Regions from separate parts of the Homo sapiens genome. Here region 2 is linked to region 1. A link is a loop called in an ENCODE intact Hi-C map of the cell type or tissue named here. Cell type or tissue: sigmoid colon. All regions are shown on one strand. Region 1 overlaps CRKL (CRK like proto-oncogene, adaptor protein). Region 2 overlaps AIFM3 (AIF family member 3).

Evidence for each region. Peaks named below come from ENCODE experiments on the same cell type or tissue, not always from the same donor. Only the 100,000 strongest peaks of a DNase experiment are listed, where the experiment ranks them.
Region 2: it touches region 1 in a loop (2.4-fold over the local background); 35 of 110 quality-filtered maps call a loop at or near these places.

What each region holds. Positions count from the first base shown.
Region 1 is chr22:20,921,142-20,923,641 of GRCh38, reverse strand. All of the region lies in intron 1 of CRKL (CRK like proto-oncogene, adaptor protein), which reads right to left. Among named protein-coding and RNA genes, the nearest start is that of CRKL, 5.0 kb to the right of the region's middle. In sigmoid colon, no CTCF peak of the experiment used is centred here; no DNase peak of the experiment used is centred here; H3K4me3 peaks cover 148 bases; H3K27ac peaks cover 23 bases.
Region 2 is chr22:20,978,166-20,980,665 of GRCh38, reverse strand. AIFM3 (AIF family member 3) reads right to left here. Exons shown (of 21, transcript NM_001386814.1): 17 at 1,297-1,395; 18 at 964-1,039; 19 at 542-646. Among named protein-coding and RNA genes, the nearest start is that of LZTR1, 2.9 kb to the left of the region's middle. RefSeq lists an enhancer at 972-1,266. In sigmoid colon, no CTCF peak of the experiment used is centred here; a DNase peak (open chromatin) is centred at 1,125; H3K4me3 peaks cover 1,027 bases; H3K27ac peaks cover 274 bases.

The DNA.
Region 1 (2,500 bases):
GATTGCACCACCACACTCCAGCCTGGCAACAGAGCAAGACTCTGTCTCAAAAAAAAAAAAAAAAATGCCAGGCGCGGTGGCTCATAACTGTAATCCCAGCACTTTGGGAGGCCCAGGCGGGCGGTTCACGAGGTCAGGAGATCGAGACCATCCTGGCTAACACGGTGAAACCCCGTCTCTACTAAAAATACAAAAAGTTACCCGGGCATGGTGGCGGGCACCTGTAGTCCCAGCTAACTCAAGAGGCTGAGGCAGGAGAATGGCGTGAACCCAGGAGGCGGAGCTTGCAGTGAGCCAAGATCCCGCCACTGCACTCCAGCCTGGGCGACAGAACAAGACTCCGTCTCAAAAAAAAAAAAATTTTTTTTTTAGTAACCAGTAAGCTCCTCAGAAGCATGATAGGGCTGTCTGATTCAATGTTGGTTCCATATTACCAGGTACATGTAATGCTCAAAGTCTGCTGAGTACAGTACATTATTTTCTTGAAGGGCCAACTTCCTTTAGTTTTTAATGGTAAAATTTTATTTATTCTAATTTTTCTTCATAGCCTGAATTTATCTATCGACACAAGCTAGAAATGGAAAATGTCAAACAAAGCAAGCTACCTTCTGAAGCATTCTGTTGTTAAACTGGAAACAGCCCTTATTAAATAAAAATACACTAGAGCTAGGCCAGGCGCAGTGGCTCACACCTGTAATCCCAGCACTTTGGGAGGCCCAGGCAGGTGGATCACTTGAGGTCAAGAGTTCAAGACCAGCCTGGCCAACATGGTGAAACCCTGTCTCTACCAAAAATACAAAAATTAGCCAGGTGTGGCAGTGCATGCCTGTAATCCCAGCTACTAGGGAGGCTGAGGCAGGAGAATCTTAAACCCCAGAGGCGGAGGTGGCAGTGAGCCCAGATTATGCCACTTCACTACAGCCTGGGGGACAGAGGGAGACTTGGTCTCAAAAAAATAAATAAAATAAAATCCACCATAGGAATACCACAAATACAAAAAGCAGTTAAAGATAAAAACACAGAAGATAACAAAGTTACAAATAGACCAAATCATCCCTTCTTCCCTTTCCCTTCATCCCCACCCACCAGCAAATCAATTTTATCTCCAAAATAGGCATCTCCAAGTCACAGCTCCACTGTCACTATTAGTCACCATCATTTTGTAGCTGGATTACAATAACAGCCCCAGGTCACTCCTCTGCCTCAAATTCCTTCCTTGGAGCCCACAGCACTTTAAATAAAAACCCAATTCCTGACCCTGATCTTTATCTCCAAACTCATTTTATATGTCCCCCTTTCTCCTTTAAGAAACACACTCCCAGGCCGGAGAGGGTGGCTCACATCTGTAATCCCAGCACTTTGGGAGGCTGAGGCAGGTGGATCATGAGGTCAAGATATAGGGACCATCCTGGCCAACATGGTGAAACCTTGTCTCTACTAAAAATACAAAAATTAGCCGGACATGGTGGCGGGTGCCTGTAGTCCCATGCAGTCCCAGCTACTCAGGAGGCTGAGGTAGGAGAATCACTTGAACCTGGGAGGCAGAGGTTGCAGTGAGCCGAGATTGGGCCACTGCACTCTAGCCTGGCCACAGAGTGAGACGTCATCTACCAAAAAAAAAAAAAAAAAAAAAAAGCCGGGCGCAGTGGCTCACACTTGTAATTCCAGCACTTTGGGAGGCCGAGGCGGGCGGATCACTAGGTTAGGAGATCGAGACTATCCTGGCTAACATGGTGAAACCCCGTCTCCACTAAAAATACAAAAAATTTGCCCGGCATGGTTGCAGGCGCCTGTAGTCCCAGCTACTCGGGAGGCTGAGGCAGGAGAATGGTGTGAACCCAGGAGGCGGAGCTTGCAGTGAGCCGAGATCGCACACTCCAGCCTGGGCGACAGAGCAAGACTCCGTCTCAAGAAAAAAAAAAAGAAAAAAGAAAGAAAGAAAAGAAACACACTCCCAACACAATGGACTTTCTCACCTCAGGACATCTACATAAGCTTTTCCCTAAACTTGGAAGGCTCTTCTCCTCCTCTCAGGCCAAGCCTTGCCTAGGCTGGGTTCTTCTTTACCCTCAGGTCTTAGCTTCATGCTTTCTCTGACCACGCCACCCCAGGTAGGTCCCTCCTGTATATTGATCTTACTAGTACTTTATTTTTCTACTTTTCAGTCTGTCTTCTCCACTACAGTAGGAGTTCCACAGGAAGAAAGTATGTCTGTCACACATCTTTCCCAGTACCTACACTGGGTTACACTGGGTTATAATTCTCTTATAAACATTTGAATAAAAATATAAAATTAAAAATTATGAAGCATTCTAATGAAAAGGATAAGACTATAACAATGCAAGCCACCAGTCCTTAAATTTCGAGTAGGACATTATTGTTACAAATTTTAGCTATGCAAGATAAACCAAAATATTAGCCAAGAGGCATGAAACTCTGGCTTTAAAAGCTCAGTTTTGATGCCTGCAAAGTTAAGCCACTAAATGTACCCTGTTTGGGA
Region 2 (2,500 bases), 57 kb before region 1:
TTGTTTCCAGCCTGAAGCCTGCCCCTGTCTCATAGCCTCCCAGTGGCCTCCAGGCTGTCCCCAGTCCCTGGGAGCTCTCTCCCAGAGGGTGAATCTCATTGACACCACACCAGGATAAGGGAACTGGCTGGTGTTGAGTGAAACCTAGAACCACCCCCACCATCTATGTGGAGGGCATACCCAGGGCATCAGTAGCTGCATTTCCCACCTAGCTTCTGCCAGGCTCAGCACAACTATGTCCAGTTAGGTGTCCCACGCCTGGTGATTGCCCATGCATTGGGCCCTGACCCCTTCCCACAGCACTGGCCCTGCCTGGTGACACACATCTCTATCCCTTCCATCCACCATGAACACATAACCAGCCTGCTCTCAAACCATGATCCTTGCCCCACACCTCCCTGTAGTCCTGTAAGCCTCAGGCGATGCAAACCAAGAGGGGAAAGGCCCTGGAGGGTTGTGGGGGCGGCTGGCTGTCATAGGCACCTTAGCCAGTACTCCAGGGAACTACTCCCACCCCCAGGCTTCCCACACCCACACTCACTCCACCTCCCGCTTCCGGATGGCACGGCCTGAGGCCAGCACCTCAGCGACCTTGGACACAATGGGATCGTAGTTCATGCTGGCCACGGCGATCACCTCGTCGCCTCTGCAAGGAGAGGATGGCCAAGCCTGAGGACTGCGAGGCAGCAGCCCCTTTTTGAAAACCCTGATGCACTGCTGTCCATCTGGGGCCCAGGGAAGGACCTACCCCAGGGCAACAAGAATGGCCTGAGCACCCAGCCCTCCCTGCTTTGCACATCGCGGCTTGACCGTGCACAAGCTTCGGGCTTTCCTAAGGAAGCTCCAGCACTCCTCAGCGGGGCTCAGGGCTGGGCTCTTGTTCTGGGATTTTGCCTGGGATGAATCCCCCTTCCCGACTGAGCTCCCGCTGCTTCGCGCCAAGCTGCACCCCGGTGCTCTCACTTAGTGTAAAAAGCCACAAACTTCAGCTCCTCCAGATCCCCCTGGATGATGACGTCGTCGAAGCCTTCTCCGTAGCCTGTGGGCCGGGCAGGTGGGTGGCACCCACGTGAGCCGGGGGAGGGAACGAGACGTCACAGGATCCCCTCCTAACCCCGCCCAGGCCCTGCTCCATACGTCCTTTTAGGTAGTTCGTAGCCTTGCCGCCAGCGAGTTCTTACCGGCCTCTTCCTAGTGCGGTCATAGCCCTGCCCCTAGGCTCCCAGCCCCGCCCCACACCCAAGCCCCGCCCCTAAACGCCCTCGGCCCCGCCCCCATCCGAGGCCCCGGGGTTACCCGCGTAGCGCAGGCTCTTGCCAAACATGGCGGTCCAGAGGTAGGGCACAGTGCTCATCTCCGCCTCCTGCGCCAACATGTTCTGGGCTGCCACGCGCCCTGCGGGACCCAGGGCCGTGAGAACCCTAACTCTCGCTCTTACCACTCCCACACTACCTGCTCCTGATGCCCTGGGGACCCCTGACACGTGTGGCTACTCCTCCTGGTCTCCCCAGAGGTCAAGAGACATCATTGTTCAGCCCACTGCTCACTTGCACCTGCAGCTGACTGGTGCAGGGGAACACCTGCCTCAAAGCTAGCCACTTGATTGCTTCCTTAAAGAATCTGAATAAAGTGCCCTGACTCTGGAAGGTCTGCTTCTTGGGGTTGGGGGAGTACGCCACCATTTCAGCTGTGCACACAGACACCTAATCAGACGTATCAGGTCTGAAGAGGGAGGAAAATGGGGCACAAGTACACAGGGAAGCACAGATGACAGCCACACACAAGGCCCCAAAGAGACCAGTGTGGATGGCTCCCCAGTTCCTATGAGGCCCCAGTAGACCCCTGTAGTTGGATGTACTTCAAAGTCCCCTAAACTCTCTCAGTTAAATCCTAATTATACTTGGCTGATAAGTTGCCTTGGTTACTTACAACCTAGCAACAACTTTCGACTTTGGACTTGAATAGAAATTGGTACCAGAAGTGGGGTTTCAAGCAGCAGACCCTCAGGTGTAAAGGCAGAGGAAAGGGGAGATGGGTGCAGAGAAGTCCTTTGTCCCAGGCTGGGAGTCTGGCAGTCCTCTCTCTGAGGCAGTGAGGCAACTAATGTGATGGCACCTGCAGCTTAGGGGCCCAGACCAGATGTGCACAGTGGATGAGGCTTGGGGGACTTGGTGGCCAGCAAACATCAGGAGGGGAAAGCTATTCCTCAGAAAGCACAGTGCCTCCACTGAGCCCACGTCTCTGGGCTCAGATGGCACCTCGGGGACCTGCATGAGGCTGAACTGAGTTCACAGAGATACTTGAGTGGCCCAAGGGAAACAGAGGCATAAATGGGAAGGTGATCCACTAAATCCCTCCCTCCCTCCCCAGGGTAATGCACAGGTTGATCAGGAATTCTGCAGAATATATGTCCTTGAAGACAAAAAAGGGAGAGACTACCAGAAGGAAAACTGAGATTGAGGAGCTATGGCTGGCTCAGTGGGGTGTCGCTCTCTGTGTT